2 separate regions of the Mus musculus genome follow, and region 2 is linked to region 1. Evidence: chromatin loops called from intact Hi-C (ENCODE). Cell type or tissue: left cerebral cortex. All regions are shown on one strand. Each heading gives the region's core, and the rest is flanking DNA. Links, peaks and the distances in the headings are about the cores only.

Evidence for each region. A loop is a pair of places that touch in the nucleus more often than their neighbours do. Peaks named below come from ENCODE experiments on the same cell type or tissue, not always from the same donor. Only the 100,000 strongest peaks of a DNase experiment are listed, where the experiment ranks them.
Region 2: it touches region 1 in a loop (2.1-fold over the local background); 9 of 42 quality-filtered maps call a loop at or near these places.

What each region holds. Positions count from the first base shown.
Region 1 is chr12:111,732,537-111,747,734 of GRCm38, forward strand. It overlaps Coa8 (cytochrome c oxidase assembly factor 8), which reads left to right. Exons shown (of 5, transcript NM_026511.2): 5 at 1,131-1,688. The coding sequence ends at 1,230. Among named protein-coding and RNA genes, the nearest start is that of Klc1, 19 kb to the right of the region's middle. In left cerebral cortex, for the core only: CTCF peaks have their summits at 6,390 (motif pointing right), 8,024 (motif pointing right) and 10,497; DNase peaks (open chromatin) are centred at 6,394 and 11,692.
Region 2 is chr12:111,961,090-111,976,287 of GRCm38, forward strand. Atp5mpl (ATP synthase membrane subunit 6.8PL) reads right to left here and starts at 5,920. Exons shown (of 4, transcript NM_027360.3): 1 at 5,835-5,920; 2 at 2,141-2,264; 3 at 1,344-1,367; 4 at 285-449. The coding sequence starts at 2,264. The coding sequence ends at 421. Tdrd9 (tudor domain containing 9) reads left to right here and starts at 10,470. Exons shown (of 36, transcript NM_029056.1): 1 at 10,470-10,773. The coding sequence starts at 10,553. In left cerebral cortex, for the core only: a CTCF peak has its summit at 6,001; a DNase peak (open chromatin) is centred at 5,961; H3K4me3 peaks cover 1,209 bases; H3K27ac peaks cover 724 bases.

The sequences.
Region 1 (15,198 bases), core at 4,454-12,453:
GCCAGAGCGGCAAGGTCTCCGAGAACGTGGGCGGCATTGGAGGCTGGATGCGCTTCGAAGGGAGCAGTCTGCGGCTGCGGCTGCGGCTGCGCTGTGTTGCTTTGACCCAGTTAGGCGCTCAGCCACGTGAGCTCACGGACACAGCGCACGGCTGCCCCCTGCAGGCTGTGTGTGCGCAGGCTCTGTGAGGCTGCCTCCGCTCGGAAACAGGGAGGCTTTGCTGGCTTCCTTTGCTGGTTTCTCTGCTTGACTGTCCAGATCATCTGCCTCACAAGAGCAGTGGGGCTCTTCTTGCCTGAGTCACACGGGGTGGCCTCTTGCTCCCCCAGAGCCTTCCTGTTTACTTAGGGTTCTGCTTGACAGCAGGTTGTGAGTTATAAAGTTCTCAGGAAGGTAGATGGAGTTTGTGGACCTACACTGTGGCTGACTTGTGCTGTCACCTCCTTAGGGCTCTGGCTCCTCTCTTACCTTCTGTGCTGAGATCCAAGGGTCAGTGAATCCAGCCCTAGCAGAAGTGCTCAGGGCCTGGAACGGCTGGTGGCTTTGGGGCAGCAGGGGCTTGCACCCAGGATCTGAGATGTGCCTTTCCTCTATGCAGTAAGCCCTCCACACTTCACCTCACCGTTAGGCTCAGTGGGTGGGCCCAGTGGGTGGGCTTCCACTTACGACGTGTAGGCAGCAGCCTGTGTATTTTCTCTGTCCAGATTCTGCCAGGGTGTGTATGAGAGCATCAGAGACCCAGGAGAAGGAGAACGTTGTGACAGTCAGCTTCCTTCTGTGGGATACTTTGTCTCATACAAATTAGACCCAAGCAGAGCCCCACCCCAATCCCAGGTCCCTGGAAAGCCTGGTAGGCTGTTCCATGGCGCTACTCATCACTGCCTGTCTAGGATGCTGCTGGATCCTCAGAGCATCCTAGGAATCTGCTAATACAGGCCAGGGGAAGATTAGAGCTCTCTATACTTAGGGAAACTCTCTCTCTCTCTATGTGTGTGTGTGTGTGTGTGTGTGTGTGTGTGTGTGTATTCTGCTGGGGTGGAAGTAGGGAGTCAGGTGACTGTGGCACCTCCAGGAAAGCTGCTGATCAGGCCTGACACTGCAGTTGACTGGGGTCCTCTCTTTCTCTGTAGAGACTGGTACAAGCGTAATTTTGCCATCACTTTCTTCATGGGGAAGGTGGTCCTGGAGAGGATGTGGAGCAAGCTAAGGCAAAAGAAGACAAGCAGTTAGGAGGAGCCCACCAGAACTTGACCCACAGCACCGGAACCTGACCCACAGCTCCAGGTTCTGTTTATGAGGCCCTGGACACTAAGCGAGCACAGTCCCTTGGGCCGTGCTTGCCTGGCTCAGGCTCCTCAGTACGCTGTATGCTGAGGCTGTATTTTGTATTGTCTGTACTTTGAATTATACCAGCTCAGAATATTGCAGTGTAAAAATGTGAATAAAGTTTCACTGCAAGAATTTAAACCAGGGCTGGTGAGATGGCTCAGCGGTTAAGAGCGCTGACTGCTCTTCCAAAGGTCCTGAGTTCAAATCCCAGCAACCACATGGTGGCTCACAACCACCCGAAACGAAATCTGATGCCCACTTCTGGAGTATCTGAAGACAGCTACAGTGTACTTACATTAAATAAATAAATAAATAAATAAATAAATAAATAAATAAATAAACAAAAGAATTTAAACCAGTGCAAGTTGAGAATAAGCCTTCAGCTGGCTCTGGTGGTGTGGTGGGGTCCTCAGCCCTGACCACAGTGAAGACAAACAGCATCTCTGTGTGAAAGACCAAGACCGATGATCAGAATGATGTCATCATTTTACAGTGAGGTGACCCCCTTCAGCATCCAAAGGTATGCATAGCAGCCATCGTCACCATGGTTAAAAGTGCTCCTGAAAACAGAGAGAACACAGAAATGTGTGTGGTCATTGTGGGCTCATGGTCGCCATTATGGTTCAGATCTTGAATGTCTCCCGAAGGCTTGGATACTGAAGGCTTAGGTTCCTGATGACGGCTCTATGGGGAGGTGGTGGAACCTATTGGAGCCTATGTGGCGGTATTAGGTTATAGGGCATTCATTCCTTGAAAGTGGCTAGTAGGAGTCCAGCCCTCCGACCCCCATCTGTCCCCTTATTATGAGGTAATCAATGTCTTGTGCCGTGGGCTCCCTGACATCCGGTGCTACCTCGCCAGCTGCCCAGAGACAGAGTGATAGGACTGCTGTCTCTGAGACTATGACCTCTCCTCCTCTACGCTGATGTCTGCAGTAGTTTGTCAGGAGCAAGAAGCTGATGTCGCCCTGTGAACTGCTTATGGTGGACCTTGCCAGATCGTGCAGAGCCACATCACCAGGGTTCTGCCCTTTTGTCCCAGAATTGCCACCAAGAATAGGGATATTGCCATTGTTGACAAATGGGCTCTGCTCCTCATTAGTGGCTTGCTGGCCATTCCAAGTATACACGTTATATAGGGTGCCATTGGTCCTCATGGTGCCAGCCACCAAGCCTCTTTCAGGGAAAGAGACTATGTGCCTTTAGGTAACATTAGAGCCAGGGACACAGCTGGAGGCCAGGGACTGTGCCCAAGTGTCATATCAGCAGCTATTTCTGCAGAAGCTGCTAGCTTCGTGCAGGTGGGCAGGGACTTGGCAGGCTCTCTCCCGATAGTAGTAACCTCAAGTAGGTGACAGGGACTTGGGACTCTCATTACTCTGCCCCTCAGGTTGAACACCAAAAGCTACCTCCATCTCTTCCTCCTCCTCCTTTTGAAAGTTGTTTAGTGTGTGAGGAGGGGCTTCTCATGAACTGTTATGACTCTGCCTGAAGCCAGACAGGAAGTCTAAGAGAATCTATTCCAAATCTGCAGACTCACCAAGACCAGCAAATGACCTCCCTGGCTGGCCACTCTCCTCTGGGTTGGACCTTTTGGTGGTGCTAAGCATGAAGCCTTAAAACAGGCACTTTTCCCAGAGGACCAAGGCTGGTGGGAAGACATTGCTTACAGACACTGTAGCTGTCTTTAGACACACCAGAAGAGGGCAGTGGATCTCATTACAGATGGTTGTGAGCCACCATGTGGTTGCTGGGAATTGAACTCAGGACCTTTGGAAGAGAAGTCAGTGCTCTTAACCACTGAGCCATCCCTCTAGTCCTTATAGGCACATTCTAAAAAAGTATTAGTGTAGACATGTTGGCATTTAGGGGGAGAGTTGTGTGTGAGAGATGTGGAATGGGTGCAGGCATTAGACCGAGGCATTTGTAAGGTCAGAGGTCAGCTTTTGGGAGTTGGTTCTTTCCTTCCACCCTGCCTGCCTCCTGCTCCCCACACTCAGTTGCTTCCCATGTTTCTGACTCCCATCTTGTTGTAGGAGTGATGGATTACAGATGTATGCCACTGTGTCCACTATCAGAGGACATTATTGTCAGGCCATCTCTCCAGACCGAAGCATTAGCTTCTGACACACGGTCTTTCTGTGTAGCCTCTGCTGGGCCTGCAGCCCTGACTGCCCTCAAGCTTGTGATTCTCTTGCTGCCTCTGTCTGCAGAATGCTGAGATGGTAGGCCCGTGCCAGCAGCTGTGGACTTGTACATATTGAAAACTTAAAGGCTGTCTTAGTGACATGCTTTTTTTTTCTTTTTTTTTTTTTTTTTTTTTTTTTTTTTTTGAGACAGGGTTTCTCTGTATAGCCCTGGCTGTCCTGGAACTCACTTTGTAGACCAGGCTGGCCTCGAACTCAGAAATCTGCCTGCCTCTGCCTCCCAAGTGCTGGGATTAAAGGTGTGCGCCACCACGCCCGGCTCAATATTTCTTATATTTACACTGCGTGGTTACCTTAAAAAGTCTCAAAAGAGGCTGGAGAGATGACCCAGTAGTTAAGAGCACTGGCTGCTCTTCCTGAGGACCTAGGTTCAATTCCCAGCACTCAGGTGATGTCTCACAACCATCTCTGATTCCAGGGGATCTTAGGCCCTCTTCTGACCTCTGAAGGAAGACACAGACTCAGACACAGACAGACAGACACATACACACAAACACACACACCACACACACACACACACACACACACACACACACACACACAAGAACATGCAAGCAAAATCCCATCACTTGGGAGGCAGAGGCTGGGGGATTTCTGAGTTCAAGGCCAGCCTGGTCTACAGAGTGAGTTCCAGGGCTATACAGAGAAACCCTGTCTCGAAAACACACACACACACACACACACACACACACACACAACCATAGATACTTAAAGCAACAGCCCTAGTCTCAGAAACTTGACTCTGACTGTCCTCTGCGTTGCCTGTGCTTCATGCTGCATTTCCTCTGCTCTTAGTCACCGGGAAGGGAGACTCAGGAACCCTGAGTGCTGGGATCAAAGGTATGCGCCACCACCACCCAGCAAATAAAGTCTTTTTTAAAAAAAGTGTTGCTGGGCGTGGTGGCGCACGCCTTTGATCCCAGCACTCAGGAGGCAGAGGCAGGTAGATTTCTGAGTTCGAGGCCAGCCTGGTCTACAGAGTGAGTTCCAGGACAGCCAGGGCCAAACAGAGAGACCCTGTCTAGAGAAAAAAAAAGATTTTATTTATTTATTATATGTAAGTACACTGTAGCTGTCTTCAGATCTCATTACGGGTGGTTGTGAGCCACCATGTGGTTGCTGGGATTTGAACTCAGGACCTCCAGAAGAGCAGTCAGTGCTCTTAACTGCTGAGCCATCTCACCAGCCCGTAAATTTTAATGCTTTGAGAATTGTATGTACCATGTTGGTGTGTTGTTTATACTCAACACCCCTATCTCTCCCTCCCTCCCCACCTGACCGAGAGTTTTCTTCTTTTTCTTCCCATTGAGATCAGCTATGTTGCCCAACTGCTCTTGGGAGTGGGACCAGCCCTGGAGACCCACCAGGGAATCACATCCTTAAAGGAAACCGACTTCCCCTCTCCCAGCTGCAGATGCCAGTAACTCCTCAGCGAGGGGTGGGACTTCGCTCGCCTTGTTCCTGCACGATGGCTGGGCTTTTGTTAGGAGATCTGAGCGTGTCTTGTGCACGCTGTCACAAGTTGCTGTGGGTTCATGTGTTTGGAATGCCGGTTCCTTTAAGCCATCCACTTCCGCTGCCTCTGGCCTTTTTTTTTTTTTTTTTTTTTTGACTGACATGGTTTTCTCTGTGTAGTCCTGGCTGTTCTGGAACTCTCTATGTAGACCAGACTGGGATTAAAGAAGTGGACCACCATCACCACCACCAGGCTTTTTTGTTTGTTTGTTTGTTTTTGTTTTTGTTTTTGTTTTGTTTTTTTGAGACAGAGTTTCTTTGTGTAGCCCTCGCTGTCCTGGGACTCACTCTGTAGCTGGCCTTGAACTCAGAAATCTGCCTGCCTCTGCCTCTGCCTCCCAAGTGCTGGGATGAAAGGCGTGCGCCACCACTGCCCTGCCACATTTCATTTTTTAAAAAAAAATGTTGAAAGTGATTATTTTTATTTTAAGTGTATGAGTGTTTACCTGCATGCATGTTTCCTTGGAGACCAGAAGAGGGTACTGAGTCCCCTCAGACTGGAGTTACAGATGGTTGTGAACCACCATCTGGGTACTGGGAACTGAACTCCTGATTTCTCTGGAAGGGTAGTCAATGCTGCACCATCTTTCCAGCCCTGCAAATGGCAAAATTTTACAGCATGAAATTTTAAGTAGTGAGACACATACAATGTAACCCTTACAACAGAGTTAAGTAGGGAGACACATACAATGTAACCCTTACAACAGAGTTAAGTAGGGAGACACATACAATGTAACCCTTACAACAGAGTTAAGTAGGGAGACACATACAATGTAACCCTTACAACAGAGTTAAGTAGGGAGACACATACAATGTAACCCTTACAACAGAGTTAAGTAGGGAGACACATACAATGTAACCCTTACAACAGAGTTAAGTAGGGAGACACATACAATGTAACCCTTACAGAGTTTGCCACCATACACAGTTACCATTTGATTCCTGAAGAAGGCTCTTGTCCTAGTCTTTATCTGAAGTCCAGACTGCCCTCATAAACACTCTCTCTCTCAGGCTTGATGCCCCCCCCCTTCCAACCTTCCCAGGGTCCCTTGCTGGAGAGGTATCCTGCCCTGTGTCCCAGTACTCAGGGAAACTTCAGAGATCTATAGCACTTGGCTAGCATTATTACCACTATTTATTATTATTATTATTATTATTATTATTATTATTATTATTAAAACTTGTATGAGTTTTTTGCCTCCATGTATATGTCTGTCTGTCTGTCTGTCTGTCTATCTATCTATCTATCTATCTATCTATCTATCTATCTATCTATCTATCTATCTATCTAATCTGCAGCACATATATGCAGTGCCTGCGGAGACCAGAAGAGGGCATTGCATCTCCTAGAATTGGAGTTACCGACAGTCATGAGCAGCTATGTGCACGTGACAGTGTGTGTCCTCCAGCCAGTGCTCTTAACCATCCCTCCAAGCCCCAGTATTGTTCCAGGCCTAGAACTCATCATGTAGACCAGACTAACCTCCTGCCTCCCAAGTTAAAGGTTCACTCTACCAAGTGTATTATCAACTCCAATGTCATCCATAATACTTACACATCAGCTTCTGGCGGGAGCTAGGAAGTTCTTACCTCTTCTCTGGAAATCTCCAAGTTGGTATCAGTTGCTTAATGAGGAATGCAGAGGCCAAAGCGATGTGCTAAAGCTAGGATAAGCCTCTGTCTGCCCAGGCACCTAGTTTTCTGCCCTTGTGTCAAGAGCTAAAGCTTACAAAGATGGGTACAAGACTGGAAACAGCTCAGAGCCCTAGGGAGCCAGGAGAGAAGAGGGTCTTCTCTTCTGCCCTTGCTTTCCCAGGAGTTTTCAAGCCAGTGGTGTGAGCCTGGTGCTTCCAGTGACCATGGTGGACGGTGAGGTGGAGCTGAGAGGTGAAGGAGTTTTCAGACAGGAATACTGCACCGAGGGTGTAGCTCAGGGTAAAGTACTTCCTAGGATCTGTGAAGCCCTGGGACCAATCGGTCAAATCTGTCAGCACACACACACACACACACACACACACACACACACACACACACACACACACACACTCACAAAGATGAAGGGTGATCAAGGATGGAGGGCAGAGTCAGCAAGCTGAGCACAGATGTTCAGGCAGGGAAACAGTTGTAAATGATGCTGAAGTGATGAGTTTCTTTCTTGATTTTTGAGACAGAGTTTCTCTGTGTAGCCTTGGCTGTCTTGAAACTCTGTAGACGAGGAGGCTGCCCTCAAACTCACAGAGATCCACCTGCCTCTGCCTCCAGGAGTGCACCATCACCGCCTGGCTGGTGACCTTTCTTTACGCATTTGTGCAAATCCAGGGCATATTCAGCACCAGTGGCCCTTGTGTGTCCCATGGTCCGATGATGCTTCAAATGAGCCAATGCATGGGAGGAATCAGAGTGCACACGGGACTTCACCTTCTGCTCAGTCTTGCTGTGAGTGAGAGTGGCTTGAGTGAACAGTTTGTTTAGAACAATGTATCTCTGCCACAGTGCCAGGACTGCCCTTGTCCGGTGTCCCTGGAACCTGCAGCATCTCACCTTTGTTCTGAGCCTCCAGCAAAGACCTCCCCGTGGATGATGTGAGCAGAAGCTCCCCCAGCCCATCTCCTGTCTTTCCTGGAAGCCAGGCAGCCCCACCCTTACCCTCATTCATCCCAGCCTCACTCGGCTGTGGGCTCAGCAGATTCCATATGGTACCACCTCAGGTACCACCACTCACCCGTTTTAACAAATAAGTTATTTATTGAGACAAGTTTTCACTGTGTAGACAGAAGTGACCTTCAACTTACATCCTCCTGCCTCTGCCTTCCACGAGCTGGGATTAAAGGCTTGTGTTACCAGGCCTGGCCCTCATAGTTTTGTTTTGTTTTTTTAAAAAAAGATTTGTTTGTGTGTTTGTTTGTTTGTTTGTTTGTTTATATGAGCACACTGTAGCTGTCTTCAGACACACCAGAAGAGGGCATCAGATCCCATTAGAGATGGTGGTTGTGAGCCACCATGTGGTTGCTGGGAATTGAATTCAGGACCTCTGGAAGAGCAGTCAGTGCTCTTAACTTCAGTGAGTGTTCTTACCTCTCCAGCCCCCCTCATATATATGTATATGTATATGTATATGTATATGTATATGTATATGTATATGTATATGTATATGTATATGTATATGTATATGTATATGTATATGTATATGTATATATATTTTTTGAGACAGAGTTTCATTGTGTACTCAGACTTCTGGAACTCCGTATATAACCTTAGGCTAGCCTAAATGCTTCTTCCTCCTGCCTTCGCTTCTCCAGTGTGGCATTTGTCACACGAGGACCATGATTTCTGGAGGAAGAAGTTGAAACTTTTGGCAAATCAGTCAAGTCCAGCCTGTACCCCTTTCTCGGGCTTGTAGCTCACCCATACCCAGCATCTCTTCTCTAGACACCAGGGCGACAGCAGCCTCTCTACCCCTTTACTCCTGTGTGAGACTGTCCCCTAACCCAAGGTGTGCCTTCCCGTCACCCCAGACTGGCAAAGCCCTGAAGGGATTAAACCACTGTCCCCTAGGGCTTGTCTTCCCTTCTGCCTCCCACACTGTCACCCGCAACCTGCCAGGTACTTGGCACCCAGGTGACCTTTAAAAAATATTTTATGTATGGCTGTTTTACCTGCATGTTTGTCTGTGCATGCCTGGTGCCTGTGGAAACCAAAAGAGGGCATTGGATCCCTTGGAACAGAAGTTGCTGACAATTGTAAGTGGCCACGTAGGTGCCTGGAATGGAACGCAGGTTTTCTTAAAGAGCAGTCAGTGCTCTTAATTTATGAGCCATCTCTCCAGCTCTGGGATAACCTTCTTGTCTATAGTCTCCGAGTCTGGCCTATGCGTTAGCTACTGCAGGACCTTAAGGAACTCCAGATGTGCAGGACACTGGAAATGCCCAGGGGACTTCCATTATCTGCCCACTAGTCTGGCGGAAAACCAGTCTGACCACAGGAAGCCCTCAGGCTAGGAGTTGCAAGCAGCCTTACCTCTTCAAGGGACCGCCCTCTTATATAGCCCTTTCCGGCTGTCCCAGAGGAAGGCCTTTCCACTAATGCTTCTCTACCCAACCTGATGCTTTATCCCTTTTGCCTGAGTGGGTGGGGAGCATCTCAGAGATCGAAGGAGGCTGAGAGGGGTTGAAGGCAGGAGATCAGGCGGAAGCCTACAGGCCAGTAAGCCTAGAGTGCCAGCAAGGCAAGCAGACAGACCCCGTGTCAGTGCTGACTTCCAGAAAGTTCTCTCACCTCCACACCTGTGCTGAGGCAGGGGGGCTCAGGCCTGCTTTTTTTTTCTCCTCCTCTTCTTCTTCTTCTTCTTCTTCTTCTTCTTCTTCTTCTTCTTCTTCTTCTTCTTCTTCTTCTTCTTCTTCTTCTTCCTTCTTCTTCTTCTTCCTTCTTCTTCTTCTTCCTCCTCCTCCTCCTCCTCCTCCTCCTCCTCCTCCTCCTCCTTCTTCTTCTTCTTCTTCTTCCTCTTCCTCCTCTTCCTCCTCTTCCTCCTCCTCCTCCTCCTCCTCCTCCTCCTCCTCCTCCTCCTCCTTCTTCTTCTTCTTCTTCTTCTTCTTCTTCTTCTTCTTCTTCTTTAAGACAGGGTTTCTCTGTGTAGCCTTGGCTGTTCCAGGAGGAACTCTCTGTGTGGCCTCAAACTCACAGAAATCCACCTGCACCTGCCTCCTATGTGCTGTGATTAAAGCTGTGTGCCACCACAACCAGCCTTCAAGTTTTTTTTTTCTTTTTTAATTTAACTTTTGTATTTATTTGAGACAGAATCTTACTGTGTATGTAGCTTAGCTGGCCTGGAAATCACAGGGTGGCCTCAAACTCACCGTGATCCACTTGCGTCTGCCTCTCAAAATTAAGACCTGTGACAAGATTAAGGCCTGTGCCACCACCGCCTGGCCTTAATAAATACATTTGTTTGTTTGTTTGTTTGTTTCAAGACAGGAGGTTTTTTTTGTGTAGCCCTGGCTGTCCTGGAACTCACTCTGTAGACCAGGCTGGCCTCAAACTCAGAAATCCACCTGCCTCTGCCTCCCGAGCGCTGGGATTAAAGGCGTGTGGCACCATGCCCGGCTGTACATTTATTTTTTTAAGTAGGAAACAAAATGATTCTAAGCACTTAGCACCTTTTGTTTTTAAACCAAGGTTTCACATGGTCCAGGCCGTGACACAGTTCATAACCAAGGATAGCCTTGAATTCTTTTTTTTTTTTTTTTTAAATACATATTTGTTTTATTTATTTATTTATTATATGTAAGTACACTGTAGCTGTCTTCAGACACTCCAGAAGAGGGCATCAGATCTCGTTACGGATGGTTGTGAGCCACCATGTGGTTGCTGGGATTTGAACTTCAGACCTTCGGAAGAGCAGTCGGGTGCTCTTACCCACTGAGCCATCTCACCAGCCCAAAAGGTTTTCTTTTTTTTTTTTTTCAAAGATTTATTTATTATTATATGTAAGTACACTGTAGCTGTCTTCAGACACTCCAGAAGAGGGCGTCAGTTCTTGTTACGGATGGTTGTGAGCCACCATGTGGTTGCTGGGATTTGAACTCTGGACCTTTGGAAGAGCAGTCGGGTGTTCTTACCCACTGAGCCATCTCGCCAGCCCGAATTCTTTTTTTGTTTGTTTGAGACAGGGTGGCACGATATAGCCCTGATTGTACCAGAACTCACTATGCAGATCAGGCTGGCCTCAAACTCGCGGAGATCGGTCTGTCTCTGCCTCCCAAGTGCTAATGTCAAAAGTGTGCACTGCCGTGACAAACAAGCCTCCAGCCTCGAACCCTGGATCCTTCTGCCTTTCCCAGTTTCCTCTCACTACCTAAAGATGCAGCTCAGAGGCACTAAGCAAGTGCATGTTGCTGAGTCACATGACTCCAAGATCATGTGACACCATCTCCAGCACTTGTTCACTTTCTAAATTCCACTTCCCTGCCTTCATGCAGCCCTGGCAGCCCCCTTCATTGTGCCCCTGTCCTATGAATCCGATGTTTTAGAGACTTCACACATGTGGAGCCCTACAGGATCCAGTTTCTGAGACTGGCTGACCTCACAGCCCAGCGTTCTCAAGTCCTGTCCCCCCCACTCCCATGTTGAAAGAAAACAGCTGCTTACAGCTGCTTGGAGCTGGCCACCATAACTCACAGTGGTACTCAGTGTGTGTGAGGGCTTCCCATGAGGTACTGAGAAGAGCTAGGGTGCTCACGAGACTATTCTAAGCCATCAGAAAAGATAGACCCTAGCCCTCAGTGGCATTCGTCCTTGTACCCTAGGTCCTGTGTCTGCTAAGGAACTTGCTACTGACTGTGGGCATCTGCCAAGGATTTTTTTTACTTTTATGTTGTAAAAAATGAATCGACCGGTCTCCTAGAAACATTCTGGTTGCTTCCAACGGCTGATTATTGATTGTTGTAATTGGCTCCACTTCGTCCTGAGTCAGTCCTCCGTGGAAAAGTACAAGGGTTCCCGCTGGAGGAGGATGAGCTGGTCAGACAGAGCGAGGAGGTGGCCAGAGGAGGCTCTTCCTGGGTCCAGCTGACAGCCCTGCTGCCCCAGAACACCCTGGTACCCAGGGAGGCGCTGGGCACTGAAATAGGCGCCAGCCTCTCGTGGGGGTGAAAAGAGGAACAGAAAGCAAGCCTGAGCGTTTGGCACACGCTCTGGGAAAGGGCATCATTTTGCTTCTGTCCTGCCCATCCCCCCGCACCTGCACCAAGGAGCTGTTCTGGGGAAGACCATCTGCAGTGTGTGTGTGGGGGGGGGTGGGGTGTATGTGAGTGTGTGTGTGTGTGTGTGTGTGTGTGTGTGTGTGTGTGTGTGTGTTACAGTCCAGGTGAAGGAAACTTGCTTTTTTAAAATAAAAATTGTGTCCCACTGCTGGGTGTGGTGGCTCACGCCTTTAATCCCAGCATTCTGGAGGCAGAGGCAGGTAGATTTGTGAATTTGAGGCCAGCCTGGTCTATAAAAGTGAGTTCCAGGGCATCCAGGGCTGTGAAGTGAAACTGAAGTGAAACCCTGTCTTGAAAAACCAAATCAAACCAACCAACCAACCAAACAAACAAACAAACAAACAAACAGAAAATTGTGTCCCATATGTCCTTCGAGCTTCCGAGCCTCTCCACGTGGTCAGCCATGTAGCAGCCTAGTTCTAGTGTGCTGTTCACTCTGCCTTGGTGCCACCTGCACACTGCCAGCTCCCACACTGTGGCTAGCCTTAGTTCCATCTAGTTAGAGCATCGTGGACACACCTCTGGCTGTGGACATCAGACTCTGATCATATGGTCATGAAGAAACAACCTTTCAAGGGCAGAGCTAGGATCCTCTGGGTCCCTAACCCATGGCTCTCTGTCGCTTCATTCCACTAACAGACATATCAGATGCTGTTATCACACCTGGACCCTCACTCAATAGTGAAAGAGAACATATGTGGGGACCCTTCAGGGTCCTCAGACATTTATTCCGTGGATCATGGCATCCTTTGAGCTGAGCTGGGAGAGTCCTGGGTGTCCTTCATCGTCCCAAGGCAGGCCTTGGGTCTCGGGGCTCTGCCTAGCTGCAGTTTGGAACCAGAGCCCTGCTATTACAAACATGGCTGGTCATGATCATGGCTGCTGTCTGGTGCAAGCCGAGGGGACAGACAGGCTCTGAGTCACTGCTACAGGTTCAGGAGAGCATTGGTGAACATATTATATGATATGATGGGGGAGAGAGGAGAGAGGAAGGAAGAGAAAGACGGGGATCTATGCAGTAGATATAGATTACACAGCTTGCTACAAGACTGAGTGCTGTGGAAATGGGGCCTGGCTAGAGCGTGCAGGGATAGCAGGTGACAAGGGCGGGTGCTCTAGAAGATCCCGTGACTAATAGGTGTAACTGCTGTATCCTGCAGCTGCCTGGGGCAGGGTGGCCTTTGTGTCGTGGGTAGTGGGATGTGGGAGGAGAGAGGTCTTTGTGGACAGGCAGGTGATTATACTTAAGCTGTCATCCCAAGGGCTTGGGAACCATCAAGGGTCTGGCCATCTGAGGGTCACTACCCGGCCATGTTACCAGAAGGCAGGGACAACGTGGTAAGCCCCAGAGAGGCTCTGCCTGTGTTGTTGCAACCACACCCTGCCCAGAAAATAATAAACAACTTTAAACAGGATCGAGGGCTGGTAAGTGACTCAGTGGGCGAATGTGTTGGCCACCAAGCCTTGACAACTTGCATTCCCAGGACCCACACGGTGGAAGGAAGGAACTTCAAGTTCCCTCTGCATGTACCATGTAGCATGAGTGTGGGTGCACCCAAATGAATAGGAAGTAAGGTTAAAGACAGATACAGTACACCCTCAGGAGGCAGAGGCAGGTAGATCTCTGTGAGTTCGAGGCCAGCCTGGTTTACATAGTGGGTTCCAGGGCTCTATAGTGGGACCCTGACTTAACAAAAGAATAGGAAGGGAATATGAGGAGGGGGTGAGCCTTCCTTTGCTCCCTTCCCCTCAGTGGTGAGCCTCTGCCCCAGAACTGAGAGAAAGGCTGCTGCTGTTCTCAGCTGTGGGGATTTTGGCATTTGGCTCTGCAGCCCCAGGAGACATGTCTATATAATTCTATAATTAGCACAGAGGAGGCCAAGAAGAGGGCTCTGGGCATGCGCTAGGAGGATGGGCGGTGCTGGGTCAGAGAAGGGAGAGGAGCTTCCTGTGTGGGGTGGGGTGGGAACAGCCTGCGTGCTCAGCAGCTTTGGAACAGAATGGCTGGATGGTGAGAAAAAGCTGCCAGTGGCCAGTTGGACTAGAACTCTGGAAGCTTCGGGCTTACTTCCCTGGGGCAGCATGGCACAGGACCTGAGTAGAAGCCTTTCCACCGGTGTCCTGCTTGAAGCCTCAGTTTCTCTATTTGTAAAATGGGGCGATGTTCCCTGCTCTGGCTGACACTCGTGAGAAATGAGAGTGTGGGACTCTGGATCAGCGCTGGGGCTAGGCCTTGACCATGGTTGCTGAGGGAAGGTTGTGCAGAGGGAATCCTGAGGGCTGGAGGACTGGGCCTCCCTGGGGCCGGGCCAAGCCAGGCCCCCCCCACCCCCCATCTGCTTTCTGATGGGCACTATCTTCTCAGTGTGTACCATCTCAACCTGTGCAGAACCAACTCCGAGGTTACCTATGCAATATCTATTACGACCTTCTGCAGAGGTTGGTTTGGTCTTCCAGGGCCAGGCAGGTTGAACCATTCAACTGGCCCATGGAATCTGACTAGTCCCTGAGCAGGTGGGCTTTGGCTGCCCTCTCTATCTGCACAGGTCGGAACCTGGATGGGAAGACAGTAGCTAGAGGTATGCCTCTGTTTGGGGCCTTCATCCCACCCCACACCTTTCTCCTTTTGTTTTTGAGGCAAGGTCTGATGTAGCCCAGTTGGCTTTGAACTTGCTGTGTAGCCGAGGTTAACCTTGAACTCCTGATGTTTGTGAGATTACAAGTATGTGTCCCTATAACCCTTCCCAGTGCCTTTCTGCAAAGAGTTTGCATACACATGTAGTCCTAGCCGGCCCCCTTGGTTTGAGTCCAGCCAGAAGTGGTACATGGTTCTCTTCTCTAAGCACCATGTATGTGAGCAAGCCTAATATATGGGACCTAGAAATCGTTCCTCAGCTGTCTCCAGCTGCACTTGGAGAACATTTGGGAGCTGTAGAAGGAAAGGGAAGCCTGTCTTGGGGTAAAGATGTAGGCACATGGGCAGCTCACACTGGGGATTGTCACAGGCCTGCAGGGGTGCTGAATAACCAGAGACGGAGACTGTGCTCCCTGTCCAACATCTGCAGAGTGCTGGGTGGGTTCTCCAGGCCAAAGCCGAATCACAGAGATGGGTCCGGATGACCTGTGGCTGGGCAGGGAGAAACCAAGATCTTTGAGTGTTTGTGAATTGGGACGGTAGCTCAGTGGTAGAGCGCTTGACCTGGGTTTAGTTGGCAGCTGGGGTCTCGACAGGGTAGAGAGCCAAGGGAATTGCAGTAATCTGGAGTTTCAGATGTTAAAGGACACCCCAGCTTTGTCTTTTAATAGGTAGCTCCTCCCACGATCCAAGCAGGACCAGGGTGGGGTTCACAGCTATGAGTGAAAGGGGGCAGCTTAGCAACAGAGCTGGCT
Region 2 (15,198 bases), core at 2,618-10,617, 230 kb after region 1:
TTTCTTACTGACCCTAGTAAAAACTTCAAGTTAGCCCTTAAGATAATTAACATCTTTCTCAAAATATGAAAACAAGACAGAGAGGTCAGATGATAGGCAGAAGCAGAACCACTTGACAAATAATTATTAAGTATTGGAATCAAAGTTATTATCTAGATCCTGATGTTGACTCTTAAAAGGCGTCAATCACTGCTTCTCTTTCTTCAGGCTTCCTAATGAAGGTGGCTCAGACGTTCTGACGGAGCCTGCTGCATCACCAGGGACTTACTCAGGGGAAGCAGAGAGTGGTATTCACAGATACATTTATTAATGCCACATTATAAATGGTACTTAGATAAGTGTACAGTGATGTTCCATGTTCCCATCTAACAAAGCTTGCTCAAGTTTAGCCGACGTCTTCATCTTGTGGATTCGGAGCAGTTAGTGATGGCCATGGGCAGGTGCAGGACCTTTCAAGGAGAGGAACAAGTGGTACAGTTTAGTGGTACAGAATGCAGCTTATTGTTTGAAGAACAAGTCAGAAATGCAAATATTCATTCTAATGCTACAAAAAGCATGGGGGCTGGGTGTTAATTCCAACACTTGGGAGGCAGAGGCAAGAGGATTTCTGAGACTCTGCCTCAAAAGCAAGCCCTAGCCCCCAACCCCCAATCCAACCAAACAACCAAAACACCCCACCCAGCATGGGGTTGGGGGCCACTTCACTGTAAACTACTCAGCACAGTGCCAGGTGTGTGCAAGTGATGCTAACACAGCTGTCCCCCTGAAGGAGTGGAGAACGCTCGCCTCCAAAAGTTCAGGAAGCCAGTCCTGGGTTTGGGTAAGCTTCGAATGGCCATAGTTTCACTGCCACCAGAGAAACAGAATAGACAGACAGCCAGTCCCGGGGCACAAATTTTGCAGATATTTTCCTTCAAAATTCCACGAAACATCAGGAGTTTCGGTAGCACACACGCTTGCCCAGCGAGCCTGTGCTTGCCCAGTGAGCCTTGCTTCCGAGCGTCATCAGTTATCCATTTTCTCTGTCACTGCCAAAGGGCTACAAACAGGTTTGCTTTTAAACATCTAACTAAAAACTTTTTGTTTGGCTGTTTGTTTTTTGAGACAGGATTTCTCTGGGTAGCCCTGGCTGTCCTGGAACGCAGAGATCCACCTGCCTCTGATTCCCGAGTACTGGGATTTAAGGTCAGCTGCAAACGTCTTGATCTTTACTTAATATTTCCACTGTATCTGACAATCACTGAACCAGGTGTCAGTTTTAATTCAGGATTCATATACCTTGTTTTAAAAAGCCACGATGGTCTTTTTCACCCCTCAACCATTCCAAAAAGCAGAAATCTTACCTTTCAAAGCTTTACTTCTTTTATCTAAAACAGAAAAAGGAAAGAAATCACACCAGTGTCCTACACTGCCAGTCAAATTCCCAGTCACAAGCAACATTGGCTGCAGGCTTCACAGGCTGGGTGAAGCATCCCAGCATGCTCTCAGAGGGATGCCTGTATCACAGCCATTTTCTAGTCCACAATTCACATACAAAGCAGGTGGTCTCATTACAGTGGGTGCACACCCGTGCCTCCCCCTGCCCTCCCCTGCTGTCCTCTCCCTTCCCTGCTGGTCTCTTCCTGCCTGCAAAGTCGACTGCGCAGAGCAGGAAAACATGTAATATTTATCTTTTATAGTCTGGCTCATCTCATTTAGCAGGATAATCTTTATTTCTACTGCAAACATTTTTTTTAATGGCCGAATAAAATTGCACTGTGTGGAATTGCCCAGGCTAAGCTCTCCCAACAAGGGCTATGTCAGCTACTTTATTCTATGTTTTCTTTCTTCATTTGTTGAGGAACATCTAAGGCCACGTTATGGACCAGCCAGGTGGCTCAGCAGGTAAAGGTGCTGCTATACAAACCTGGTGACCCGAGTTCAATCTCAGGGACGCACGTACAGGTGGAAGGAGAGAACCATTATACACCTCTGCACGAGGGCTTCGGCATGTGTGCCCACACATACATCATGTGTATTTACGTGTCCAGGAAAAAGTAATAATTTAAAAAGTCACAGTTCCTTAGTAGATAACATTGTTATTTTTTTTCCTGAAAACATTTCCCCCTGCTAAATGCAAAGAAATAAAAATATAACCTACCAGCACTCCTGATTTTATATACGATGAGGCTCATTAACCCCACTCCTACCCAAATTTCCTGGTAAACCTGGGTATAGTAGGGTTTCATGGGGACCCAGACTTTTTGAATCAAGGTTTGAAACATCTGAAATAGAAATGATAAACATTAAGGTAATTGCTACCATATACCTAACTGACAAGATATTTTCATCTACCTGACCAGAGCGCTAGTCCATACTCCACAGGCTCTGGGGAGCTCTCTGAACTCCTGATACCCTGCCAGCATCTTGCTAGCAGGCTGTCCCTCCCACAAGCCTCCCTGCCACTAAGGCTGGCCCCAAGCCATGCATCATTTTTTCGACCTTTGGGTAGAAGCACCCTTTTCTAGCATCGTTAGCATTTCAAGTTGAAAACAAAACAAGCAAAACCACACACCACGGTCAGATGTGGGTCTTCCCATGGGAAATGAAGACGGAGGCCTGTTAAACTACTACCCTTTAACCTCCAGTAGCTCAGGCCTGAGCTGTCAGATAAGTACACAACCAATGGTACAGAATGAGCCTAATGGGACAGCCCTTAAAGTAATGTTTCCAGTTATGATTACAGCTTACTAACTGGATACCAAACTAGATACCCACATTCCCAACCCGGGGCTTTGAAACAGCTGATGGATTTGACAGCTGCCGGGAGGACCCAGCTCTGAGCCCTTCTCACCTGACTGGGAAACCCCTGGGCTGCAGTCAGTACCTTGCCTTGATGGTTCTGCTCTACACTGCTACTGCACATTGAATCCTACTCTGCAACACTATAAAACTGACATACTGCTGTGAACAACCAGGGAAAGTGTTCATTGATGTACAACAGTATGTTATTCTTACAGCACCAGCTCAATTTAGTCAAATGGCTGTCTGTGAATTATTGAAACCTGGACCATATTCACTCAGCAAAAAAAATGAAGGGCACATGTGGTAGAGGCACGAAGGAAGAGGGGAGGGAGAGCCAGGCTACCCAGAGAAGCGTCTTCAGTGGAAGCACGGATAGTGAACTTGAAGGCGGGGGAGAAGGCAGCTGCCCTGGTTTCACCCACTAGTTTACATGACCTGACTGTGTAACAGGGATAGTAAGAGAGCTGCACTTCACACGGGTCTAGGATTCTTGCATTAGTGCACACAGCCCTGGTATCGTGTCGGGAGTGCTTGTTATACAGAATGCTACTGTTGAACTAGGGAAACAGGGAAGGCGTGCACACCATTTAATCTTGAATTTAGGGATATGTCTTCTGGGGGTGGAGATGGCTCAACAAGTCCATGTCCCAGAATCCACAAGGTGGTTTGCCACCATTTGTAATATAACTCCAGTTCCAGCGAGTCTTTTGACCTCCTGGGCATCAGAGAATATAGGGTGCATATTCATACTGTTTGGCATATTTCTATACTGCGTCCCAAAGCATCAATGATCCAAACAAGACTAGATCACACCAAATCTGGCCCACATTGCTGATTACTTCAGGAACCAATCTGCCTCTATGGCCGTGCTTCCTGCTCTTTCCTATGGGAATGAACCTAAGTGGAAGAAAGGTCTGAAGGTTAGCTCGTCCAGTGAGAGTTAGCCTGTAGAGTGGTGCTATCATCTTACCATAGATGGTCATCTGTCCTTAATTCCTCCCTATTATGTGCACCTGAATGTTCTAGTTGGATTGTTCTGCTTCAGAGCATTAGAAGGCAGCCTCTGGAAAGCGTGAAGGAACCCAAGTCACTGAGTAGGTGGAGTGGAATCTTTGTGGCACAGGCAAGGACTGAGAGAGTACTGTAGGGGACCAATGGGTTAGAACCCTTGGGATCCAGCTCTGTTCTTGACTTTAGGAATTCTCTAAACCTCCTTTGTCAGATCTCTTCATCAATCATGGACCTCCTACTTGCTCGACAGACTCTTAAAAAATAAAGGACCCTAGCTGGGAGGTGGCAGCACAAGCCTTTAATCCCAGCCAACCAGCACTCTGTAAGTTCAAAGCCAGCCTGGTCTACATGATAGCCAGGGCTACATAGATAGCCAGGGCTACACAGCAAGAACCTGTCTCAAAAGACAAAAACAAAGATATCCCCCACCCCGTCCCCAAACAACAATGAATGGATCCAGAATGGCACGTGGTGCACAGTGAGCACTCAGGAAATGATCAAATCAATAGCAAGGAATTGCTACAAAAACCCAATAGAAAGCAGCAAGTCCCAGGCCACTGGGATTCTAAGAAAGTACTTAAAGAGGTTTCATCTCATAGGCTGTGCAGAAGTGTTGAGCTGTATCAAGACTGGTATGATATCAGCGATTGACTTTAATCCTAGCATTTGGAAGGTAGAGGCAGGGGGATCTTTCTCAATTCAAGGCCAGCCTGGTTTATCTACAAACGGAGTTCCAGGATGGTCAGGGCACAGAGAAAACTTGTCTTGACCTCCCACACCCTGAAAAAGAATGTGGTGTCACAGGAGGGTCTGGAAGGAAAAGGTAAACAGAGGATGTGGAGGGACTTCAGTGGTCTTGGTGTTCTCCTCAGCATCGAGGCATCCTGGCACTGTGTCCTTATTCTAAACTGCCATGAGTCCCGACACAGTGAAGGCCTGCTATCCAGTACATTTACACCCCACCCCCACCCCTTTGTCTCTTGCTCCTGGACTTCCATTTTGGTCAGTTTGGTTGTATTTGACTACACAAGTGACATGTTCCCTGTACTCAGTGTGGCCTCTACTCTTCCCACCTAAGTTTCTCTGGCTAACCATATTTCCCAGTTGTTAGTTTTACAATACCAGATTCAATAAAAGATCATCCTACTCGAAGGTCAAATGGCTGTCTACTGAGACTGCCTATGCCTGCAGAGTTTGTGAAAGTGACAGTAACAGCAAGCTATTACCTGGCAGCACACTGTAAAGAGGGGAACATGTCTGAGGTTTATAATGTGGTTTCATACATTTTCAAACATCGGCCTTGCCAAAACCTAACTTGGAAGAAACCTGTGGAATAATGGAAAGAAGGCACTGGCTTTGAAGTGATGTTTCTTGGCACGGATTTTTAGCTGCATCCCTCCCTGAGTAACTTGAGTAGGTAACAAGATGCTCACAGTTGATGGTGGCATGCCCCTTTGCCAGAGCCTATAGTTACACAGGTTCATCCAAGTGTCAGCACAAGGACACAGTCCATGCTGAGTGGACCTCCACTAGAATCTAGCTCCTGGACAACTTCTGTGAGGATGATACTAGGGCCCCTGGCCCTCCAAGTCTTGAGGAGTAATCCCTCTTTCGCATAGAAATTGATGTCTGAGCAAAGTCTTATCTGTCCAAGGGACTGACAACCACCCCTCCCCTCATACAATCAGGAAGACTAACTCCAGAAACACCTTCGCAGTGTGGAGGACTGAACGCCGTGCACATCCCTGCCCTCGGCGTGATGGAGTCCCGGACACTCTTGGGGGACTCTTGGGGATCTGGAGGACTGACCCCGGACACCCCCGCAGTCTGGATGACTCAGCCGGGCACTCTCTCCGTCACAGTCGCGGGGAACCCGGTGGACCCTCCCTGTAGTAGGCGGCGCAGGGGCTGACCCAAGGTCAGCGTGTATCGCAGAGTCCTTCGCCCGCGATCTACCTGGGCCCCACCGCACCCGGTCCCGGACCCTCCTTAGTCCCCCGGGTTGGGAACACAGCAAAAAGCCCAGGTTCCGCTCTTACCTCCGCGGGACCAAGACCACAGGCAACACCAAATTCTGCTACAGAATGGGAAAGGTCACAGAGCACGCAGGCGCCGCGCAGGGCCTGCTGGGAAAGCGGAAGGAGCGGAGACACCAGACGCCGGCTGCCCGGCCTTCCGCGCCTGCGCACCACAGCGCCCCCAGTGGTCGCCCGGGTGTTACAAGCTTCGGAAGGGATTAGTCCAAACCAGGAGGAGCTGGGAGAAGCCTACTGTGTTTCTAGGTGTCATAAAACTGACCAGATTTCCCAGGGTTTGTGGGTTTCCAGGAACAGAGGACTTTCAGTGCTGAAACCAGGACAGTAGATAATCCGGACAAATTGTCCTTAAGTAAATAAGTAAATAAAGCCCCTTTTACATGGTTTATGGCTTTAATCCTAGCCCTCAGGAGGCAGAAGCAGCAGGATAAATGTGACTTTCAGGCCAGCCTGAAAACCTAAACCAAAATTCGCGTGTGTTGGTGCATACCTTTAGTCCCAGCACTCAGGAGGCAGAGGCAGGAAGATCGCTGAGAGTTCAAGCCTAGTCTATTTTTTTTAGTGAGTTCCAGGACAGCCAGAGCTACACAGTGAGAACCTGTCTAAAAAAAAAGAAAAAACAAAAACAAAAACAACCAATCAGACCAAAGGCCAGACATAGTGGCTCGGGTCTTTCATCCCAGCGTTTAAGGGGCAGAGGCACAGGGTGGAGGGTGGAGCGTGGGGCTGTGGGTCTATTGAGTTTGATAGCCTGGGCTACTTAGTGAGACTCTCACACTCCCTCCTCCTCCCCTCTCCCCTCCAACAAACAATAAGAGCAAAGGAAATAAAGCAACAGTGACAAGGGGAAACCCTCTTTACTTGAATTTTTTTTTTTTTTGAGATAGGTCTTTCTGTAACTTGTTATGTAGCCCAGGCTGGCCTCACACTCAGGGATTTGCCTGCCTCTGCCTCCTGTCTTCTTGGATTAAAGGCCTGCACCACTATGCCAGGCTTTTGGCATTTCTTGCCATTTCCCCCTGTATTGCTACAAAAATTTTTGCTCTAATATTTGATTAAGCAGCCATGCTGTGCATAGTAATTATCATTAAAATTGTTGTAAAGCGTTGCAGAGACTTCTGCAGGAACGCTAGGGACTGGACCTAAGGTTTTATGTTTTAAATAAGCATGCTAGCTGGGTGTGTCGTGATATAATCCTAGCACTTGGACAGTAGAGGAAGATGATTAGGGTTTTAAGAGCATCCTGAAACCCTGGTTTGGTTTTTAGAAAACAAAACCAAAACAAATGAACAAAAATTGTTATTGCTTTTTTTTTTAGTTTTTTTTTAAGTTTTTTTTTTTATGTGTATGAGTGTTTTGCTCACATCTATGTCTGTGTACCAAGTATGTGCCTGTTCGCTCTCAGAAGTTAGAAGGCATTGGATACCCTGTAACCAGCATTATGGATGTTTGTGTTCTATCACACTGGTGCTGGGATTTGAACCTGGGTCCTTTGGAAGAGCAACAAATGCCCTGAGTCACTAAGGCATCTCTTCAGCCTCAGACTTCTGTTTAAGAAATGACTGACATCTGAACAGAAACTGAACAAAAGAAAGCCACCTATTGGGTTAAAACAAATTAGGCATGTATAGCCATTACCCAAGCAGAACACAGAAGAGCTAGTCAGGAACCCAGACAAGCAAGGGAAGACAAAGGTGTCGCACACACAGAAGGAGCCCAGTCCCCTCGGCCCAGAGCAGCTAGCGCTTTCCTCCTCCCTCCTTTTCTCTTTACTTTTTTTTCCCTTAACAAATATTATTACGTGGATGAGAGTGGGGAACAATCCCCAGTGCCATGGGGCCCATGTGGAGGTCCGGGGAGCGAAGCTGTCAGGCATCTTTACCCACTGAACTGTCTTGATAACACCACTTTATTGCTTTAGTTTAAAATCACTATTATTTTATGCATACGTGTTTTGCCTGTGTCTAAGTATGGCTTCAAACTCATGACAATTCTCCTGCCTCAGTCTCTAGTGCTAGAATTACAAGAGTGGGCCACTTTATCCAGCTTTTTCCTCTCATGGTGCTGAAACCATAGGTGGGTACCTAGAACAAGATATAAACTCTACAACTGAGCTTTACCCTCCATCATACAGCTAACTGGGTCTAAGAAATCAATGAGGAATAGGGTAGAAATATTTGAAGAGCTAATAGCTGACTGAGAATTTTGTAAAAGGAATATTAAAAAAAAACAAAAACAAAAACAAAAAGGCTCCAAAACATCTTAGTGGAATCAAGCAGACAGAGAAATGAAAGTCTGGAAGTCACGTGACAAAACTAGAGCTGAGGGCTGGGGCTGCAGATCAGTGGAAGGGCGCTTGCTTAGCGTGTGTGAGGGTCCTGGGTTCCAGACCCAGCACTGCCAAACAACAAAACCCTAACACCTAATGATGATGTTAAATGACTGTTCCTCAGGATTCTCCTTATAGGAAAATTAGCATTTAGTAAAGGTGAAGTACAGTTTTGAACAAGTTGAGAATAAAGGAATAATTACTAACAGAGCATCTGCAGGCTTAGTGATTTCTAAGGCCTCTGAGGACCAAAACTTTTCACCACAATAGTAACATTTGCCTTTTCTTGCTAGAATTCTCTCATGTGCACAATGGAATTTTCCAGAGGCTGTGGGACTTGTGATGTCATATAGTGTTAACACAGAGACAGAAAAGATGTTGTCTTCTATTCAGTTAGACACTAAGGGACTGGTGAAGATTTCTAAGTGTCACTCTGGGACTGGAGAGATGACTCAGCAGTTAAGAGCAGCGGTTGTTCTACCAGAGTACCAGAGTATGGTTCCCAGCACCCATGTTAGGCAGTTCACAGCTGCCCTTATCTCCAGCTCCAGGAGGGATCTATTGTCCTCTCCTGGCCCCTATGGGCACTGCACTCACACGTACCATACACCCATACATACCTGTAAGTAAAAATATAAAATTGTAATTTATGAAAAAATTTATATGAAATATAAAATTTTAAGTGTTTCTCTTACACACGAGGCTCTTGGAAAATACAGTGATTTTTCATAAAACAATAATGCCTGACATCAAGTGAGTTTTTAATTGCTAGTTTAAGTTATCAATACTGTCTTACTTTGAATTCTGTCCCTGCAAAAAAATATTCTGATTAATGGAATTTGGAGGGGAAAGGGTTAAACTCAACACTTAAAAGTCAGAATCTATCACTGAGGGAAGTCAAGCCAGGGACTCCAGGCAGGAGCAGAAGCAGGAACCATGGAAAAGGGATGCTCAGCTCTACCTGCCTAGGAATAGTGCCTCCCACAGTGGACTCACACATCACTTATCAAGACTTTCTCTGACGGACATGGCCACAAGCCAATCTGATCTGTGTAGTCCCTCAGACAGTCGCTGATCAAGACTTCTTCAGATAACTCTGGGCTGTGCCAAACCGACAACTGAAAATTATTTGGACGAATACATAAAACTTCTTGGTTGTCATCCCCCTGTAGACAGATATTAAGCCATAAACAAAAGCTCTTTAGGGTCTCCAGTCACTATTAAGAGTGTAAAGAGGGTCTTGAGAGATAACTCAGGGTTAAGATGTGTTTCAAAAAGAATATTTTACTTTGATTTTTTTTTCTTTTGAGATAATCTCTTTCCTCTGTCGCTCAGGCTGGCAAACTGTTTCAGGCTCCCAAGTGCTAGGATTACAGTTGTGAACTATCACGAGGAGAATCATAGTAAGCTATCTGAAGACAAAGTTTCTAACCAGGAAATCAACAAACTTTTAATTTAATCTCAAGTCCAAAACACCCTAAGTCATCTAAAATTTCAAAATGTTACAGGTTATCCCAGCAGATTCATTCGAAGCACCTAATGTTGCATTTTGAATTTAAAATGTGGGCAAAACTTAAGCAGTTTCTCTTGCTATTTAGCAGATCTTTCATTGCCAAGTGTTGTTGTTAGCTGTTTGCAACCTCAAGCTGCTTTGAGAATAAACCCAATCTGCCCCAGAGGTATCCAATAGTCTTCACTTGACCTAGAGCTTACGAGCCTTTTAAGAATTGCCTGATCTTTGGGCCATGTAAGAAGAGAACACTAAGAGCTACCCTACTTTGAGGCAATGAGACCATGGTTCAGTGAGTGCTTTGGTGGTCCTGTAGGCATAAGGTTACAATCTCCATGGTTTGTGGTCCAGCTCCAGCTGAGGTTAGTCCTTGTGGGACTCTAGGCCAAGCTGGCAGCAGGGATGCAGTAAATATTTTCTTAAAGTATTTTTTGTTAACTTTCTCTCAGATATTACATCCAGACTGTAGTTTCCTCTCCTTCCTCCCCAGTCCCGTGTCTTGGCTTCCCCTCCTCCTTTCAGAAAAGGGGAAACCTCCCCGGAGATATCAACCAAACATGGTGTATCAAGTTAGTCCAGTAAATATTATCAGCGGACTCCAACATCAAATCCACAAGCAGCTGGTCTCCATAAACACGTGCCTGTCCAGGTCACCTGACTCCAGCTTACAGACTTCGCGCATGCTCCAGAAGGCACGAGGCTCCCACGTGCATGCAGGGCCTGGCCCCACTCTCTTGCGTGGCACAAGCTGATTGGATGGCCTCAGTGAGGGGTGGGGGTAGAGGCTTCTGGAACGGTCGTTGGCCTGCTGAGCAGGGCAGCGCTCATAAGGCTTTGCCACCATTGGAGTCGGGCAGTTGAGGCAGCGCTTAGGCACCGAGGATGTTGCGCAAGCTCACGGTCGACCAGATAAATGACTGGTTCACCATCGGCAAGACGGTGACCAATGTGGAGCTTCTGGGCTTGCCACCCGCCTTCCCTGCGGAGGCGCCCCGGGAGGAGGTACAGCGCTCGGAGGAGGTCCCCAATGAGGATCCTACGGCCCAGGCCCAGGTTCCAGTTAAGGCCACAGCACCGGCCAGACCAGCTTCAACCTCCGGGAGGTAGGGAGTCCAGGAGGGCATCAGGAGGGTCCTTCAAGAGCTCTCAGTAAATAGGTCCTCTCCTATGTTTTGTTTTGTTTGCAAGAAGCCGAGCAACCTAAGCATTTCGTAATTTGTTTATTATAATTTGCAGCCTGGGTTTTTTTGTTTTTGTTTTTGTTTGTTTTGAAAGAGTCCAGTGTTGCCCAGTCTGGCCTCAACTTACACCTCTGTGGATAACTTTGAATTCTTCAGCCTCTGGCTTCTACTTCCTCAAGTCCTGAGATTACAGGGTTACATCTGCAACCCCAAGTTCATAGACTGCTTTAAAAATTTCATTGTAAGGGTGCAATGTGTGTGTGTGTGTGTGTGTGTGTGTGTGTGTGTACACCTGTGCCAGGATACTTTGTTAGAGTAGGCGCTTGTACCATGTCGGCTCCTGGGGATTGAACTCAGGTGGTCAGGATTGCTGGTAAGTGCAATCAGTTTAGGCATCTCACTGATTCAGACTCTGCCTACCCTCTTTTCTAAAGGTTGATTTTTATTTATGTGTTTGTGTGGGGAGGGAGACTTTCTAGTGCTGGAGTTGGAGGTCATTGTGTGCCATGTGACCTGGGTGCTGAGAATGGAACTCGGGTCCTCTGCCAACCATCACCACACAGTCCTACAGCCTGATGATCTCTGTGACCCATCTGGACTTCTCAGACCCTGAGTTTTGAAGTTAGTCATAGGTTGCCAGGAACTTTGCGCAGAGTCACCAAAATACCCTCTTCCCTTCTGCACTGGCCCCCGTCATTACCATACACACATCGGTGTGGATTTGAGCACGTGATGGTGCACATCCGTTCCCCTCCTGGTGTCACTGGCAGTGAAAATCACTCTGCGCCACCTGTTTTCACTGTTCCTTAACTTTCAACAACTGATGGTTTTTGTTGCTTGTTTGCTTCCCTTCTCCAGCAAGTCATGTGTCGGAACCACACAGCCTGTCGCCCCCTGACATTGGCTGCTTCCACCTAGTAATGTGAAGTTGAAGTTCTGTACGTTTATGGCGCTTTTAGCATAGACTGAGAGCCCACTGGCTGAATGTAACATACTTACTTCTCTACTGACACACGTCTGGGTTGTTCCCAAGTCCTGGCAGTTATGACTGAAGCTTCTGTAGACGTCTGTGTGAAGGTTTTTGTGAAGATGTAAGTTTTCAGTACCTTTGTACATTTTAGTAGATCAGTAGCGAGGAGTTTGAATGCTGGCATCTTGTTCAGTTTTATTATTTTACGTTTATGCATCTGCGGGTATAAGGCGTATGTGTGTAGGTGTCCATAGAGGCCAACAGAGGGAGCCAGATCCCTGGAACTGGGAGGTGCAGGCAGTTATAAGCTGCCCAGTGTGGGTGCTGGGAACTGAACTCATTCGTTGGAAGAGTGGTAAGTACTTTTAACCACCAAGCCATCTCTCCAGTTTCCTTAACCTCTCACCTCTCACTCTCTTTGGGTTAAGTAGCTGCCTTCACTTACATCTGAAAGTGGTGGAAATCAGGCTGGAGGAGACCTTCTGTTTACCAGAGACCTGGCTGTTCGTGAGAAGAGCTCCAGCTTGGGGCCTCTCTGCTCTCACCCCATCCAGTGCCCTCTGAGGTTGAGGAGCCCTTTGTTGTCAATAAAAATTATTTTGAGGCAGTGTTTTACTATTTTGCATAATTGCTCTTTAACTGAGCCTAAATGATCCTCCTGCCTTAACCCTCTAGGCACTGGGGTCACAGGTCTGCACCCCCAATTCAAATGACTCTTTAATTTTTAAAAGTTAATTTATTATTCTGTATTTCTGTGATATATAGGTGTGTGTGTGCACACGCGTGTGCATATGCAAGTTACAGTGTGCATGTGGAGGTCAAAGGCGACATCTGGGAGTCACTTCTTGCCTTCTACCTTGTGACTCAGTTTCTCTGGTTTCTCTTTGCTCCATGTTAGCTGGATGGAGATCCCCTAGACAGGCCTCCTGGCTCTGCCTCACCTCACCGTGGCCTGCTGGGTACAGATGAGTGCCACCTTATTGGGCATTTCATCTGGGATCCAAGGATGGGACTTGGATCATGAGGCTTGTGTGGCAAGTGCTCTTCCTTCTGAGCCATCTTGCTGGTAGTGTTTTAAAAGTGTTTCTTGTTAGCATTCGGTCCCCTGTAGCATCAAGTGCAACCTGTACAGCTTTGGTCTTTGTGCTTTTTGGAGGCACCCAGGGGACATAGAGGGGCCACTTTGTTTATATTTTTTACTTTATTTCTTTGAATTACTCTGGTAAATGACTTTGTTCCATAGCCTCTACTTAAGGGACTGCAACCAATTTAGGCTTCCCTAAATGTAATGTTTTAATTCATTTATTTTGATATAGAAATGAAATATTTGTTGACCTTGTCAGAAACTAAGCTTACAGATTCAACTGTCATTTTAACTGCTAAGAAGCAAAATAAAACTCTTCAATTCTTTTATGGACTAAGAGTTGTTAAATCAAAAGTAAATTTACAGAGCAGTGAAATGAGAAAAGGTAAGCATGCCGCTGCAGAGTTTGGCTTGGCATTTGCAGAATTACTGCGGGAGATCGCTAGAATTGTTTGAATTTACCTACCTATCGAGCTACTGGCCATGCTTTTCTGAGTAGTGCTAGTGGGGACGGCACTTCCCTACAGTGCCTTCCTGGACTCTGAACACACACACACACACACCCAGTACAGTGTTCCTGGCATGTAGTGGTCACTCAGATCGAATGCAGCTATGTTATTTAATCCTTACAGCAACATCTTAATGTTATTGGACTTTTATCAGTTGATCATCTGATTGATGACTGTGTAAAGGAAAAAATGGGTTTAGTTGGCAGAGTGACGTGCCTAATTTCCTGTGGCAAGTAGTCCTGTCGGGCAGAGTGACTTTGCACAGTCACTCTGTGTGCCGCAACCTGTGAATGTGCAGTGGTCTGTGGACAGATGTATGTGTATGAGTCTTTGCACCATGTGTGTGCCTGGTGCCCAGGGAGGCCAGGAGGAGCCGTTGGATTCCATGGAGCTAGAGTTATAACTGGGTGTACGCCACTGAGTGGCTGATGGGAAAAACCTGGGACCTCTGAACCATCTGTACAGTCTTGGGAAAAGGGATTTTTCTGGCATAGTTAAGATTTGTTTTTTTACATTTGCTTACTGTGGGTATGCATGCATCCACACGCTTGCAGGTGTATTCGTGTGGTATGTGTACCACAACATGCATGTGGAGGCCAGAGGTACCGTACAGGACTCAGTTCTCTCCTTCTATTATTATGTCGGTTCTGGGGATTCAGTTCAGGTTTTCAGGACGTGAAAGCAGGCATCTTTACCTTCTGAGCCATCTTGTTGGCCACAAACTTTTTTTTTTTAATTGGTACTTGAATAAAGCAAATTATCCTCCATGATATGAGTGTGCCATTGACAGATGGCCATGGGACTGGTGGCTTTTCTAGGTCTCTAGCCTGTTTGCCTGGCTGTAGTTATTAAACTTGCCCTTTGATGGCTGTATGAACTGAGTCCTATGTTTCTCTAAGAATTCCCATTGTATCAAGGGAATTGTGTTTAGACTGGTAGTCAAGGAGAGGTGAGAATGACAGTTGTATATTTTATTTTATTTTATTTTATTTTAGGTAAATATACGGTATTCCTTCCCCAGCCTCCCAAGTTCTGGGATTAAAGGCCTGAGTCCTCAGGGCTGGACAAGTGTTTTCTTTTAAGCCCGAGGATTGAACCTAGTTCCTCATGTATGCTAGCTAAGAACAAAGCTGAGCCCCAGCTCAGCCCTTGTGTGTGTTCTTATGGTAGAGGCGCCTGCTTCATAGCAGAATCAGAGACAGGGTGCGAGTGAGTACCAGGTGGTCATGGGTGACACAAAGGTTTCTGACCAAGCCAAAAGGAAAAGAAACCTTTGAAAGAACTGGTATGAGGAAGATACCACGGATTTGATTTGGATACAAAAACTTTGACATGCCTATTAGCCATGAACGGAGTGAGTCTGGTTGAAAGAAGTCGGGCCACAGCTATACTTGTGAGGGTCAGGATTCTGAGCCCAGTGTGACAAGAACACTAAGCCTGTGGATGGTAGGTCTCAGTGGGGAAGGTAGAGCCGGAGCACACAGCTCTACAGCTTGATCTCAGTGGCAGAGGCTGAGAGGTTGGTAAGATGGACTGAGAAAAAAAGAGATTTTTTTGGTGGTGGGTGTGGAAGGATCAGGAAGCCATGGAGTGAGACCCCCTCTGCCCTGCCCATGCATCTCTGCACCCTGCCCATGCATCTCTACACCCTGCCCATGCATCTCTGCACCCTGCCCATGCATCTCTGCACCCTGCCCATGCATCTCTGCACCCTGCCCATGCATCTCTGCACCCTGCCCATGCATCTCTGCACCCTGCCCATGCATCTCTGCACCCTGCCCATG